2 separate regions of the Mus musculus genome follow, and region 1 is linked to region 2. The links are chromatin loops, found by intact Hi-C in ENCODE. Cell type or tissue: heart. All regions are shown on one strand. Links, peaks and the distances in the headings refer to the core of each region. The heading gives the core; the rest is flanking DNA. Region 1 overlaps Adamts2 (a disintegrin-like and metallopeptidase (reprolysin type) with thrombospondin type 1 motif, 2). Region 2 holds the start of Zfp2 (zinc finger protein 2).

Region 1 (8,337 bases), core at 302-8,301, 270 kb before region 2:
CCTACATAAGAAAATTTAAATCACATGTATGGAGAGAGAGAGAGAGAGGGAGAGAGAGAGAGAGGATGCTTGCTTGTGGAGGTCGGAGGACAACCTTGGGAAGACAGTTCTCTCTGTCTATCACGTGGATCCCAGGGATCAAACTCAGGTCACCAAGCCCAAGCTTGGTGGCAGTGTCTTTACCTGCTGAGCCACCTCACTGGGCCCCAAGTGTATTGTTTTTGTTTCAGCTATATATATATATATATATATATATATATATATATATATATATATATATTTAATTTACCTGTAAATAGTTTGTAAATAGTTTCACTTCCCAAGATGTTATTGCAAGAAGTGGTTAGGTTTGTGTGTTTTGACCTCACAGAACCCAGTTTACCAGCTCTAGGAATGAAGCACATTGCACAATCAGGCTGGCCGTGAGCAGCCACCGTCCTACATTTCTTATCTTGTATGTTTACTTTTCTTATTGTACTTTCCAAGACTGTCAGTAGGATTTCCAATATTTATTTGTATGGACACATTCCCAGTCTTGCGAAACTTTTTCCCTGAGGTTTCAAGAAGGTTTATGAGTTTTTTTTTTTAAAAGAATCTCTTTGTTAAGTTGACATAATTCCTTTCCATATTAGTAAACTGAAATTTTACATTGTAACTCATGAATGAATATTGGTTTTATATCATATTTCTCTACATCATTTATATAATATGTTTTTCCTTATTCTGCTAGCATGGTGGATTAATTGACATTAAACCATTAATCAATCAATCAATCAATCAATCAATCAATCAGAGTATTACTCTGCCTGCATTTAGTTTACCTTGTTGAAAGTGTTTTAAACTTTTTGTATAGTTTTAGCTTGGATTTGCTAGTGTTTTATTTAGGGTTGTTAGGTCTATCTTTGAGAGCAGATTGTTTTGTTTGCTTTTGGTTTTTGTTGTGAGGCAAGGGCTTTACTATGTATACAGTGCCTACTTGTGTGATTTGAGTTATATAATAACTACATGAGCAGTACTGGAAGATAAAACATTAAACTTGGGCCTGGACAGATGGCTCAGTGGTAAGAGCAGTTGTTGCTCTTCCAGAGGACCAGAGTTCAGTTCCCAGCATTACATTAGGCAGCTCACACCCATGTGTAACTCTAGCATCACTGGGTCTGACTCCCTCTTCTGGCCTCTGAGGACAACTGCACACACAAATGACCATACAAAACACACACACACACACACACACACACACACACACACAGAGAGAGAGAGAGAGAGAGAGAGAGAGAGAGAGAGAGAGAATAAAATAAATCTTAAATCTTAAAATATTACTGAATTCAACATGTACCACTGAACCAACTAAGCAGGGCTCACATGGACTTACAGAGACTAAAGCAGAAAGCACAAGGCTTGCCTGCGTCGGCACCAGGCCCTCTGTCAATATGTTATGGATGCTAGCTTGGTGTTTTTATGGACTCCTAACAAGGAGTGGGTGTGTCTCTGACTCTTTTGCCTGCTTTTGGGACTCTTTTCCTCTTACCGGGTTGCCTTGTCCAGCGTCAATATGAGAGCTTTTGCCTTGTCTCATTGCATCTTATTTTGTCATGTTTAGCTGTTGTCTCTCGGAGGTTTGCTCTTTTTGGAAGGGAAACAGAGGAGGAGTGGATCTGAAGAATACAGGAGCTGGGGAGCTGGGAGAAGCAGAGGAAGGGGACACAGTGGTAAAAATGTATCATGTGAGGAGAAGAGTCTATTCTTGATAAATGAAAACTTATTGAACTCATTGCTGAGTTGTTTTTTTTTCCCCCTGAGGATTTTGGTCTTCAGTCTCTGTGTGATTGGCTCCAGAGCCCTCTCCTAGCTGCCCTGCATGCTCAGGACAAACTGCTTGGCTACACTCAGTGCCTGCGTACTCAGTCTTCGCTGCATAGATGGACTCAGTGCCCCATATGCTCTGGGGACTCCCCCATGCCTGTATGAGGCCTAGATAGATTCCAACTGACTGGGTCACCCAACCCTTAGGTGTCAGATCTCGGATGAGTGATGCAATCAATGGCTTGGAGCCTGAGCTTCACAATCTGTAAAATCTCGATTCCTCCTCTTGTCTTCATTTGATCCTTCATTCCTTAATAATTCCATAAAGCAGCCATAGCCTGCCTAGTTTTATCCCCAAATATTATCATTTCAATCTGTAGCAACACTTCAGAACTCTGGGTGAAATATTTCTTTTTAAAAGTATTTTATGTGGATGGGTGTCTTGCCTGTATGTATGCATGTGCACCACGTAAGTGCCTGGTGTCCCTGGAGGCCAGAAAAGGGCATTGGATACTCTGGAACTTGAGTTACAGAGGGTTGTGAGCCTCCGTGTGGGTGCTGGGGAAACAGCCAGTGCTCTTAACCACTAGACCTCGTTTTCTCCAGCCTCATTTTCCTTCTTTTCTCTTTTCTTTTTCTTTGCTTTTGGTATTGAGTCTTTGAAATCCTGCTGTGTATTTTATACACAGAGCATCTTTCAATTCAGATCAGTCACATGTTGTGCTCTCAATAGCCTCCCCTGCTCATCGCTACTACACTAAACAACACAGCTCCCAAGCACCTGACACTTTGACATTTCTGCTTTGAAATGCTAGTAAAAAACACGGGTAAGCCTAGTCAAGAATAGACAGCCAGAAACAATAGAATTTATCTGTGGTGCTGGCTAATATGAGGTTTCCTTTACGACTAACTGGAAATAGTTTGTGGTATAATTCATAAAGAAGACACACACGTATACATACACACATGCATACACACACAGAGAGACACACACTCACGGAGTTGTAAGCCATATAGGAACATTTTAATCACTGTTAAATTACATATATGACAATGGTCCCATAAGATTCTGTCACATAGTGATGTTGTGGCCATCTGGGATGCATAATAGCATGCTTGCCTAAGGGTACATTTGTCAGAATGTGTCTCATTGAGTAACATATGAGTGCTTGGTGCCCCTTTATAGGCAAAAAACAGGCTGGGAAAGGCCACTTTGCCTCAGAGTACCAGAGTAACATAGCGGAGATCATTTCAAAAGAATGGTAAGCTGGCATGACGCTGGGTTGACTCTTTTCACAATCTCTTTGTATTTAAAAATACCACATCATTTCCCACAAATGACGATGTCTCTCTCTCTCTCTCTCTCTCTCTCTCTCTCTCTCTCTCTCTCTCTCTTTCTCTCTCTCTCCCTCTCTCTGTGTCCTCTCTCTCTGTGTGTGTCCTCTCTCTCTCTCTCTCTCTCTCTCTCTGTGTGTGTGTGTGTGTGTGTGTGTGTGTGTATGTGTGTGTATGTATGTATATGTGTGTCTGCCTCAGTTGGGTCTAACTCTTTTCTTCAGCCCATGAGATTCAAGGATGGTGTGTAGATAATATTGACTGCCAATTTGTTGGATTTAAAACCTACCTCAGGACATATCTGTGAGGGTGTTACTACAGAACTGTAAACCCGAGTGTGAGTGGCACCAAGGTGAGCTGAGTATCAGAACTGACCTCTCTCAGTTTCCTGGCTGCGGATACACTGTGACCAGCTGCTTCATGTGCCTGTCGCCATGCCTTACCCATTGTGGTGGACTGTAAGCTCCCAGACTGTGAGCTAAGCCAGACCCTTTCATCCTTAAGTTGCTCTGGTCAGATGTTTTGCAGGGTAGTGAGAAGTGAAAATAACTTGGGCTGGTAAAATGGCTCAGCAGATGAGGGCCCCAGCCTCAGGACAGACTCATGAGAATGAATAAATGTAATAAACAAAATAACAAAGCAATCTAGAAGATAAAGCCACTGGGTCTCTGAGCAATGCCCTTTGCTTTCTTTTCCTTTCTGAAAGGAAGGAGCATGCAAGGCCCCCAGAGCTTCTACCCACATCTCAGTGTGATGTTCTTGTAGCAGGGACAAGTTTATCCTCCTTGGCCAGGGTGATGGGCTTGAGTCTAAGCCCAACAGGGAGGTCTGGTCAGAGGCAGCTGCTGTCTGTAGCCTGGGGAGGCCCCTATTCAGAGCTGGCACTCAGCCCATGCAGAACGCGCTCCTGCCTCTGGCTTGTGGGGCCGGTTCCACTTCTCACATCCTTCTTCTGGCTCTGTGCAGATGAAGGGTTCTCTCCAGGGCCAGAGCAATAACACTTTATCTGTCTGCTGGCTTGCATTTCCCAGACTGTTTCCGAATTAGGTTTTATGTATGAGGATGCTTAAATAATATCATTGTGTTGATTTGGATCTCAGCTTTAAAGTGCATATTTGAGCGTGCACATCATTCTTCCAGAACCAAGGCCCCTTTGTAAAGGGGTTTGTCCTAAGTGAGAAGTATTTTCAAAAGCTTATTATGCCAAAAGCGCTGTGCTCAGTGTTAGGGACACAGGCATGAAGGAGGTCTGTCCTGTCCTCAGGCAGGTCATGGACAAGAGGGCAAGGAAAAAAGACCATAGAAAAAGATGGTGACAAAAGCAATCCAACAGGTACCTGGAAAGGATGCTGTGCCCTTTAAAATCTCTCAGACCACAATTAAACATGCTTTTGCTCAGCATACAAAATACTTATAAAAATTGCTTTTAAGTATAAGAAAATATACTTATAAGAAAACTCACCCCAGGAAAGCAGAGAAGAAAAACAAGGAGAATGAATTCTGCCAACTTGGTGTAGATAATGTGAGAGACAGTAGTCTCCCGACGAGAATGCTCAGGTCCTTGGCCCTGGAATCTTCAAATATGCTTTGTTTGATCATGTTGGGGAATGAGGATGGCCCATGAAGTAACAGTCATTCATTATTTGACTTTAAGAGAGGGGATTATCCTGGATTATCCTGCTGAGCTCGGTGTTCTTAAAAGTGGAGGTCAGAGTCAAGGGGAGGCTGGAAGATGTCAGCTTTGAAGAAGGAGAAAGAGGCTATGAGCCAAGTAATACAAGAAAGAGGTCACCAGAAGCTACAAAAGAAAAGGAAATCAGTACTCCCTATGGCTTCCAGAAGCATCTCAGTCCATTCCCACCCTTCCTCAAGCTTTACTGTAGCTGAAGAAGACTTATTTTGAACTTTTGTGCTCTTGAACAACTTGTGTTGTTTTAAGTCAGGAAGTTTATGGCTGTTTCATCAGCATTGGAAACTGAAAAGCTACTACTGGCTATGTTGGTGATCATTTTCCACCTTGTGACATATATAAATAAAATTATCACCATCACCACCATCACCATCATCATTGTCATCATTATATGGGAGGTAGGACACATGTGGTGGTCAGAGGAGAGCTTAGTAGAGTCATTTTTCTACTTTCACATTTATATGTGTCTCAGGGATCAGATTCAGGTCACAAGGCTTGCATCATTGAGGGGCAAACACTTTTAGCCACTGAGCCATCTCTCTTGTCCAGTGACAGATATAAATATTTTATAATTGATGCCCTGTTATTATCTTTTATCATCTTAGTTACTTTTGATATATTTTGGTCTCTTCCTGTGTTCTTGATGTGAATTTCCCATTATTTTTGTTCTGTTTTACAATCATGAAGCATTGAGGCTATGAATTTGCTTCTGGTGACAGCTTTGGTTATCACCTAGACTTGCTGATATGTTGGCTTCTCAATAGCAGCATGTTAAAAAGTACTTGTGATTGTGATTCTATTAATTTGAGAACTGTTTATGGGGCAGTTTACAAAACTCCCAAGTGGTAAAGTTTTATTGTGTTAACCTGTCATGCTAATTTCTTGTGAATCTTCAATATCTTTGCAAGTTGAGTTCAGACTTTGTTAGCTTTTATATTCAATTTCACTGTTGCCGTAAATGAGTTTCCTCTCCCAGCTAGCACAGACTTCCTGCAAGAATCTGTTTCTCCCGGCACTTTAGTCTCCCCATCAAATATTTCTAGATGTTTTGAGACTCTATCTTAGTTCTGTATTTTTTCTGTATCCCTCTCAGTAATCAGCATCTTCCAGTCAGCATCCAGAGCTCCAAGGTTGTCTTGGCCCATCTGGACTGTTGTACAGCTGGGCCTCGTCTCTCCCAGATTTGGAGGCTGGTCCCAGATCGAGATATCAGCTGGTTCAGTCACCTCCTAGTTCATAGTGACATCTCCTCACTTTTGTTCTCACAGAGTAGATGGGACATGCAAACTCTTGGGTCTCTCTTCATGGGAGCAGGACTCTCAGCACCTCATCATTTCTCAAAGGCCCACATTCCTCATATCATTACATATGGACTTCAGAGGGGAGACATGCATTCAGATCCCTAGCAAAAGGACTTCAGTCATCTTCCACAGCTGCCAGGCTCTGGCAAGAAAGGAAGAGTTAGTCTCCATGGAGACTTGGCAGGGATATCCTGGTCCAGACCAAACACCCTGAATTATGAGCACAGAGGCCACCTGGGTGCTCTGAGACTTGGAGAATTCTGAAATTGCTTCATTTGCTGGTGTTTGCTCAGCTTCTGTAAATGTTAAGTGGGCTTTTGAAGGGAACACGCAGTCTGTGTTGTAGGGTCAATGGAGTATGAGGAAACCGGCTGTCTCTGATGCCATGGAAACTGAGTGGGCTTCAGAGAGAGGCCAAAAGAAGGGGATATGAAGGTCCCCAGTGCCCTTTGGGAAGAGAGACAGAAGATGTGGATATCAGATGTGGGGAAGGACAGCAGCGGAGGCCAGCTTGCAGAGAAGGGCATGTGAAAGGAAGGGGACTTTACTGTCTCTTAGAAAGGGAACACAGACTCTTAGGATGAGGCTTGTGGTTGGATGGAGAAGAAGGACTCTGGTGGGAGGTAGCTGAAGGTTCAGCATCTGGAGAGTGTTCATCTCTGCTTTATGGGACTGAGCGAGCCAGAGGAAGTCCATTAGCTGGCTGCCTTCCTGGGGTCTCAGCTCTGACTCTAGCTTCTTATTATGGCTTGAATAGGGAATTATTTACCCTACTCATCCTCTTTTACCCCTTGCCCATGTACTAGGCTCATATACTGACAGCTTTGTCCTCAGCTAATGACACTGTTTTAGAAGGTGTTGCCTAGCTGGAGAAAGGAGACCACTGGATAGAACTCTGAAGGTTACACTTGTTGCCTGGGCCTTTCTTCCCAACTCTGTCTGTTTCCTGGTCCATGAGGTGAGCAACTGCGAAGCTTCTTGACTTTCTCTGGTTCATCTTAGGCCCAGAGATATGTAGGAAGCTGGCCATGAACTAAAAGTTCTGAAACCATGAGCCAAGATGAATATTTCTCTCCTTTAAAACATGTCTATTGGACTGGCCAAGGTGGTGCATGCATGCAGTACCAACACCCAGGAGATAGACGTGAGAGGATCAGAAGTTCGAAGTCATCCTCAGCAATATAGTGAGTTCAAGGCCAGCTAGGCTTCATGCAACCCTGTCTCTAAATAAGCAATAAAGTTAAAAGATGGCACCTCTTCTGTATTTGTCACAGTAATGAGAGGTCTGGCCAACACAAGGTCCCACACTCTGTCAGCATAGTAATATACCAACAACAGAGAAAAAGATCACCTTGGTCGACAATTCCTGCACCCATTCTAGGCTGAGCTCTCTCAGGCTATTGGCATGTTCTCAGCCATGATGATGGCAAGCCAATGTCCCTGTGTGTCTTGTACTATGATCTGATGCCATAGACACATTCTTGTTTATAGTAATGGGCAGTCCTTTCCCTGGACTGTGATCTGGCAGTCATTAACATGTTGTCCTTAACAACAAAAAGCTGGGGTGGGGGATGGGGTATGAGCTTGTCTTGTGTTTTGCTTTCTCAGGACATTGGTACATCCATGTCCATAGTAATGGAAAGCTGATGTCCTTGTGTGTCCAGAACTGGGCTCTGTTAGCCATTGGCACCTTCTTGTCTGTGGTAATGGAAACCCCATGTCTCTCTGTGTCCAGGGCTGTGATCTGGTGCCAGTGGCATCTTGTCCATGGTCACAGAAGGTGGGGCTCCATGCTTGCCCTGGGCTATGACCTACCATCCACGGTTATTTTGTTGTCCTTGGTGATAGGTAGGCGATGTTCCATGTGTGTCCTGGGCTGACAGCCACCAGCTGCTGGCTCATTCCAGTCCATGGTGAGGGCAGACTGTGTTGTGCATTTGCCTAAGTCTAAGGTCCCATGCCACTGAAGGTAAAAGGGAGGCCAGCTCCATGCTGAGATGCCAGTGTTTGCTTCACGTCTAAGCCTGATCAGTAAACAAAGCCTCCCGAAATAAGAACCCTAATGTGCGAGTCAGAACATTCATCTGACTTACTTCGAGGACTGAGTAGTGCACCAGCCCCTCTGGTGAAGATTAGCACTTTGTAAGCAGGTGTGAGCCTGTCAGGACAAAGCAACACAATAATGTGTCCCTTCTCTAGCAAGAGCAG
Region 2 (8,337 bases), core at 130-8,129:
TGAAGTGATAGAGGAAAATATCTGTGACCTCTTCTGGCTTCTGCAAACATGGGCATGTACATCTAAACACACACACACACACACACACACACACACATACACAGAGAGAGAGAGAGAGAAAGAGAGAGAGAGAGAGAGAGAGAGAGAGAGAGAGAGAGAGAGATGCAGTCTTCATCATAGCTAAACAGAAGCCAGTGCTGTAAGACTTAACCATGCTGTGTACATGGCAGACTCTCAATCACCACCATGGAGGAGCGACATGACACAACTGCTAAGACAGACTCCATATTGAAACATGTACCTGCATTACAGCAAATCCTCTGTGGCATCCTTTCCCAGACCGTGAGATGGGTGGACACTTCCTCCTTCTCATAGCTCTGACCGTCCCTTTCCTAGGCTTTTCTGACTCCTGATGGTCCATATGCTCTAGAAGCACCCATCCACCTCTCCTGTGACCTTGGTCCCCTCTCTAGCCTTTGAGTGCCATTCAAGAACTCCAGTAGCAGCTGGGAACACAGGTGAGGGACAGCGAAGGGACCCAATACTCTGACACATCTCTGTCCTCTGTAATCAAGTCCATTCTCATTGTGGGAGTAAAAGATGTCTGACAATGATGTCTCACCTGAGCTGCCAATGGCAGAGGCCTAACAGCCATTGCCTTCCTCCTTCCTGGGGGGCCTTCTTAGAAAATGTGCAGTCTCTAGGGGCGGAGCTGAGGGACGGCAAGGAAGACATGAGAGACTCCTGCTGCAACAAAAAATAAAATTCCTACAAATAAATAAGAAGCATGTGGTGTCGACACATATACAGTTAAATATTATACCTATAAACTTTTAAGCTTACTTAGTATATAAACAAGTGGAGAGGCATGCTGTATTCCTGAGTAGGATGGCTCAGGATTCTAAACTATTTGTCCTTGACCTGAATTTATACACGATACATTCCTAATCAGTTTATAGACCTCAATGACAGTATTTTAAAGTTAATTATGGAAAAATTATTAGCTAATCATGTCGTATAACTTTTTTTTGCTTTATTTTTGTATCAGTAAGTGATCTGACAGCATGTATGTATGTGTACCACGTTTGTTGGAGGAGGTGGGAGGAGGGTATTTGATCCCCTGAAATTGGCATAAAGGATAGTTTTAAGTCACTATGTGGGTGCTGGGAACAAAACCTGGGTCCTCTACAAGAGCAGCAAGGAATCTTAACCACTCAGACATGTCTCTAGCCTTTTAAAAGAATTCTGGCTAAGACGAACACCCGATGTTCTCACTCATGTGGAAGCTGAATATGTTGATCTCATTGAAGCAGAAAGTATGTAGTGGATACCGGACACTGAGAAGGGTAGGCAGGCACAGAGGGTCGTTAGTTACCAGGCACAGGAATAAAGTTAAGCAAGGGACTTATCTTTTAACCTTCCACAGCACAAAAGGTCAGCTATAATTAATTCACATCAGCCTATTTTTAAATTAGCAAGGAATTTTCATTTTTTTTTTATTGTGAATATGTATGTGTGGTATGTATGTTCACATGTGTTTGTGGATATATAGAGATACACGTGTGTGTGTGTGTGTGTGTGTGTGTGTGTGTGTGTGTATTTGGTGTCCTGCCTTATTCCTTGAGACAGTCTCTGAACCTGGACTTTGGCTGCTGGACAGCAAACTCCAGTAATCCTCCTGCCTCTGTGCTCCACCTCCCCAGCCCTGGAGTTCATCTAAAGCTCTCCCAGATTCTTGCATGGGCGTTGCCTCTGAATTCAAGTTGTCACACATTCACAGAAGCACTTCTCCCAACCCAGCCAGCTCTTCAGTCTCCCTTTTCATTTTTTGAAACAGGATCTCACACAGCCCAGGCTGGCCATGAACATGTTGTGTAATGGACAATGACCTTCAACCCCTGCCTTTGGCTCCCAGCTGCCAAGGTTACACTCAGCTGAAGAAAGCATCTTCAATGCTCCCAACACAAAGAAAAGGACTATGCTAATTAGTCTCATTTGACCAGATACAATATAATCAAATTGTAACACTACAACATAAACATATGCACATTGTTTCAATTCAACACTAACAGTCATGAAAAAGAACTTGTCCACCAGAATTTTAAATGACATTAACTAGAACACAGCTGCCTGAGGGTTACTGTTGCTGCAATGAGGGATCATGACCAAGGCTTGGGGAGCAAAGCCTTTATTTGGCTTACACTTCCATATCACTATTTATCATCAAAGGAAGTCAAGATAGGAACTCAAACAGGGCAGGGACCTGAAGGCAGAAGCTGATGCAGAGGCCATGCAGAAACACTGCTTATTGCCGTGCTCAGACTGCTTTCTTATAGAACCCAAGCACACACACAATGTACTGGGCCCTCCCTTCTCAATCACTAATTAAGAAATGCCCTGCAGCCAGATCTTATGGAGGCATTTTCTCAGTTGAGGCTCCCTCCTTTTGGATAACTCTAATTTGTGTCAAGTTGATACAAACCAACACTATTACTGAGGAACCTCTGACAAATTAAGTATCTTGTCAACATCAACTGTGAGAATAGCGGCATGCGGCATGCTAAGCAATGCTGAGAACAGCTGTAAATACAACAGGCAGACTCCACCACCACCACCGCCCCTACCTCCCCCCCACCCATGTTACAGACCAACAGGGAACACCAATGCACAATTGCAATCCTAGCAGCACATGCGGTTCAGAAAAAAAAGCATGCATATATAGGAATTCAGGAATAATTCATTGAGTTATTATAGCTCAGTAGAGGCCCTGGACTTGACCCCTACTACAGTAAAGGCAGAGGGGTGGGCTGGGTAGACTGAGGATATAAGAAAGTTGGCATTATCAAGAAAGGATTCAATATACAATAACACATAGCAAGGGTTGTCGTTTGGAAAAGAATAGAGATGCAAAAACAGAATGAGAGTTCTACTAGAAAGTATAAATGAACATCTTTGTGATGCAGTGAAACAGAAGGCCTCTCTAATTATGGTAAACATGGTGGAGGTGGAGGAGGAGGGAGCTGGCCCTGGGGAATGGCTCAGCACTGGGCAAGCATGAGGACCAGAAAGCAAGCAGGAGGATGAAATGCCCGAGGGCTTGGAGGAAGATGGAGGATGCTTCTCGGCCCTGACCTCAGGTCTTCACCTGAATGTGGCTATATGTGCACCTGTACCCATGCATACATGCAGCCATAGATACATACAAGTGAAATGTAGGTTTATATGACTATAGCAATATGCAACTTTTCTGTAGATTCATCTGTTTGTACAACAGATGCAAAAGTTAGGAATAAAATGGGCTGGAGTTTAGCATAAGGATATTATTTGAAGGAGGGTCTTCTCACTAAGTAGCCTTGGCTGGCCCAGACTCTGTGGAGCAGGTGGCCTCAAACTCATCCCCCTGCCTCTGTGGGATTCAAGGCACACACTACCACACCTAGCTTGCACCTCTCCAAAGCTTAAGAGGCTACTAGCAGCACTTCCAGTTGATGTGGGGCGTCAGTCACTCTTAACACCGCAACCATCTTTAGAAACTGCTACTTTTCTGGAAAGAATAAGACAGGAGATGCCCAAAGGTCTAATTATAACGTTGACCTAGAAATTTCACTACAAGGTTTTGTGGAAAGAGGCAATACAAAGAATGACATAACTGTACCATGTCCAATATTAAAATAAAAACAAAACACAACAAAAACAAAAAAGCCCAAAAGTCCAAAGGGAACCATTCGTGAAAATGACAGCTTTAACTGCTCTTAAAAATTAGTGTCTTAAGGCTATTCTCATCTCCATTGGGTGGTGGTTTAGATGCACTTCAAGCATCTTACAAAATGCCTTTTGTAACTCCATTTTTAAAGGTGAATGGAGGAAAGGCACTAACATCTTTTTTTTTTTTTTTGGAAGCAAAAGGTTTCTATTTATACATATAACACAATACATGGACTTTAGGACAAATTTCGAATGATTTCGCTCGTACATTTTTCTAGTTGACCAATAATGAACTTAAAGAAAGGGTGGGCACGTTCTTGCTTATTCAGGACTCATTTTACAAGCTCCTCCTTCGCAGGCAGAGGGCGGGTCCCCAGCAGCGGTGCACACAATGGCCAGAGCCCCGGACTGTGGTCCCGTGCCCTGCCAAGCTTCAGAGAGCGGGTCTACCACGCATTCATAGTGCATACCGAACCAGAGCTGCTCGGCCAGGTAGAGCTGGAGAGCAGTCGGGCGCGAATGACCCCGGGGTACGGGGGGATACCGAGCTGGGGGGTCTCGGTTAGGGTGTCCTGCGGCCTGGCGCGCGCGTGAGCTGCGCACCTGCGACTTCGTGCTCCTTGCGGACGAAGGATCACCTTTCTGTCTGGCCGGCTCTGCTCTTTTGGCACCAGAGCCCCGGGCTCCCAGTGGGAACGCCTCCGCCTCCCCGCCCGTGGACCACCCGCCCGAGGAAGCGCACTCACCACAGTCACTGAAGAAGCCAGAGGCTGGCGGCACAGGCAGCCGCACTGGGCGCGCGGGACTACATTTCCCACAAGACCATGAGCCCTCGACAGGGCTTCCAGTTGCGCAGGCGCAACCGCAGGGCTGCGGGCCAGCGATTGCTCCCCTAGTGCTCAGGCAAGGTTTGCCACCTTAAGCTTATTTTCTTAAAGAAACTGGTTCTAGAACCTTTTCCTTTCCTAAATTAAGAGAACCTTGGACACCCCCTTGCATGAGGTTAGGATGAGAGGTAAGCTACTAATGTAATGTAGATACTTCACGGCGCTCTGTGACCAGGTAGTAAATGATGCACTGGCTGGGTGAATTGTTACTGTGGAAAACCAGCCACCTCTGTGAGTGAAACTCGTGGGTGCTAAGGTAGTTTCGGCTGCATCCACGGCTTTGGAACTTGGAGAATATCTTAGGATAATTTCCATCCTATCTTAGGATAGAAAGATAGGTTACAAACTGTAATATTGGGTTCTTGTCTGGCCGCTTGTTTTTTAACGTTTTTTCTTTAAAATCTGACATCATGATACTTGAATACAGTGCACTGTGATCACATTCACCCCCAGCGACCCTCATTCATGTGCCCTTCTTTCACTGACCTCCATCCTTCCCAACTAGTCCTTCTTCTATACTTTTGGTCCTTTCCCCCTCGCTTCAGCCTGTAAAACTTCTATTCCATGCAACAAAGACTATGTTCCGAACCAAATGTCGGACGGGCATCTGGAGGCCACTTTTTGACGAGGCTCAAAAATCCTATTAGCCAAACGTGCGTGCCCAAATTCCTTTTATCCCACACCTTCCGCTTTTATCCCACACCTTCCGTCTTAGGTCTTTGACATTGTGTTTCTGCTCTGATGGGAGGATCTCCTGGGACTCGGAAGCTCAGGAACCACACAGCTCTGAGGTGGGACAATGTCCCAAAAGAAGGGCACCCTGAGACATGGGAGCTGAGGAACTAGATAGCTCTAAGAGGAAGCCTCCTCAGCAGAGGCGATGCAGCTACCAGGGCATGGCGTCCTCAGCGGAGCTCAGGAGCCTCAGTCCCTCTCCTTCTCATCGTTTCTTCTCTTCATTGCTTCTTTTCTTCTTCACTTCTGACCAGGCATAAGAATCTCATGAAAGAGATTTATTGGATGGACCAGGGTGTGAAGGGATGAATCCAGGGATGGCTGCTCTCTATCCTAGGGAACAGACAACAGGGAATTAGACAAAGTGGCAGTGCTTATATAGGATCTCTTAGGGGGCGGGGCTTTCCAGGGCAGAGATTTCCAGAGTGATGATTGGTGGGATTTCAAGTCCTGAATTTGGGGAGCTCAGGGATTAGTGGATTTTCTGCTCAAGGATTGATGTTTTGTCTGTGTGTCTGTGTGTGTGTGGGGGGGGGGAAGCTCAGGAATTGGCGGCTTTTTTCACCCCCCCTTTCCCTGCATCAGGCCCATGGGTTAGATGTTTTTCCCAGCCGCTGGTGGTTTTGACTGAGGCACCGTCTCTGTAGGTTGGAGAGGAGGTGCTGGCATTATGGACATCTCCTGCAGTGGTGTTTGACCAAGGCTGTGGGCTGAGGCAGCAAAGAAGGTGTTGCCACCGTGGACAGCTCTTCATGAAGGCAGTAGGCAGAAGTAGGAAAGGTGTAGCCATGTTGAACAGTTCTTGAGGGCCAGCTCCTGCTGAGGCTGCTGAGGCAGGAAAGGCGTGCACCACTGTGAACACCTCCCGTGATGGCTGCAAGGTGGTACCATCATTTTAACAGGAGTCCCCATTTTGGACACCTCACATGGTATGGGTTGTGAGAAGAGGCCTGCCGCCATTTTGACTGCTTTTGCGGTGCACAGCTCTGGGACTACTGAGCTGTCTTTAGCAGGTAGCTCCTCTTTGGTGTCCACTATGCCCTCTCCTTGTTGGCTTAAGTCTCCAGCTGGCTTTTTTTTTTTTTAATTCAGAGATGAGCTCTTGTTTAATGCAAGTGGCTACCCCTATTGCCAACATACTGAATAAAAATTTATTGCTCTTTACTGGTAGTGTCTGGCTTTTTTTTCATAGTTGTCTGGACTATTTAAAAATATGGGAAAATGAAAAATGTCACAATTGAGGGCTTGAGAGATTAAGAAGTTAAGAATTGTGACTGTTCATGTAGAGGGCTCAAGTTCTGTTCTATCATCTCAGGAACTGATAGAAAGGCTGACCAAAAACAACACTACCAATGTGGAATCTTTGAAAAACAAAATTAACAAGTTTGATAGACACCTATAAATAGTTCTCCAAAATCTGAGAAAAATAGTTTCTAGATATGATTTTATATTGGTTTGGAATTAGCCACACATGTAACAGAATTGCTCTGTAGATCATATTCTTTGATGATATAAGTATGATAGACACCATTTTTAAAGACTAGAGAGTTTGTTGTTTCTAAGATGAAGAGACTATTTAGAGGAGTATTTCAAATGGAAAGAGAACTGCAGTAAAGAAAAGACTGCTGACCTAGTAGAACATGTGTGACCCTAATAGTTAATGGTAGAGTCAAAGATATGCTACACATACTCTGCACAATATAGTACCTCAACATCTGAGAAGACAGAAGCAGAAAGCTCACCTTGCTCTCTCCTCTGAGCATAGCATGAGATTCTCCTGCAAGAATTGATCCCATCATACCCAGAGAAAAGGAAGATCATTTTCTCTTAAGTCCTGGGGTCGCAGAGAAGAGCCCGAGTAAACAGATCTTGCTATGGCTCCACACCCAGTGTATTACTATTAGACCACACCCTCTTTGTTCAGTTATATTTCTCCAGGAGGCAGAAGGAGAAATGGCGAGGTCCCACAAGGCAGTTGAAGGGTACATCCCGAATGACCTAAGCCCCACCCATAACACTTCCAAGTAGTTCGATCCTGGGAATTAGGATCTCTGCCACTAACTTGCCCTGTCTGCCATAGACTGCCCACCGCCTCCATTATTATTTTCCTGGTCCTTGTGAATGTTTTTTCTTAACAACTATTTTAGTAATATTTTATAAAAACTATGAATCTTTTTCTTAATTTGGCTTGTTTTGATGCTGTTAGATCACAGTCAGATGAGCTCCCCCCCCCATTATATCCAACAATATTTTATCCAACAATATACTAACATTGTTACTAACAGTACAGGGAAACTATATCTTTGTAGTTTTTTTCTCATCCCAACCATGTTGTTTCTAAATAAAAATGCATATGATAGGCATTTAAATTTCTGAACAGGTGCACACTCTTAAGAACCCCACAGCCAGAGTTCAGTGTAACAGCCCTTGCCTGTGGTCCCAGCAATCAAGTGGCAGATGCAGGAAGATCTTACATTGGAAACGGGCTGAACAGTGACGTCCTGACAGGATGGGAGGGAGGAAAAGAGAACAAAAATCAAACCAAACAAAAAACCCTCAAAAACTAGGCTATTAATTGGACAAGCTCTGGTACTGAAAAGGTAAAAGGCTTTGTAACTTAGAACAGTACAGAGGCTAGAAATACACATTTCTCTTAACTCTTATTCAGGACTTTCATGGAAACTTATATTTCAAAATTAGAAAGGTCTTTACATTTTTTTATGGGACATGATAGTAATGAAATAACTTTATAACCTGAGAAAGACAGACCTACTAAGTTATATCTTAAGGCTTTGAATGACTGACTACAACTTGATTTTGAAAAACATGTTAGCCTGAGTAATACTTTTACCATTTGTAGCAAAGTATCTGGACAATTGTCTAGCTCTAAGAACAGACTTAGGCTTTCTATTGCTCACTAAGAATATTTTTTTCTCAGACTCCCAAACTTCTACCTGGGTGTGAGAGACAGTTTCTCAAGCTGGGGGTTAAGTCGCCTTTTCAAATCAGT

What was found. A loop is a pair of places that touch in the nucleus more often than their neighbours do. Peaks named below come from ENCODE experiments on the same cell type or tissue, not always from the same donor. Only the 100,000 strongest peaks of a DNase experiment are listed, where the experiment ranks them.
Region 1: it touches region 2 in a loop (2.7-fold over the local background); 2 of 42 quality-filtered maps call a loop at or near these places.

The regions. Positions count from the first base shown.
Region 1 is chr11:50,642,321-50,650,657 of GRCm38, forward strand. The region is part of intron 2 of Adamts2 (a disintegrin-like and metallopeptidase (reprolysin type) with thrombospondin type 1 motif, 2); the gene reads left to right. Among named protein-coding and RNA genes, the nearest start is that of Adamts2, 44 kb to the left of the region's middle. In heart, for the core only: no CTCF peak of the experiment used is centred there; DNase peaks (open chromatin) are centred at 4,031, 6,021, 6,291, 7,941 and 1 weaker place.
Region 2 is chr11:50,911,658-50,919,994 of GRCm38, forward strand. It overlaps Zfp2 (zinc finger protein 2), which reads right to left and starts at 4,519. Exons shown (of 6, transcript NM_001044698.2): 1 at 4,452-4,519; 2 at 623-744. In heart, for the core only: a CTCF peak has its summit at 4,613; a DNase peak (open chromatin) is centred at 4,514; H3K4me3 peaks cover 1,261 bases; H3K27ac peaks cover 880 bases.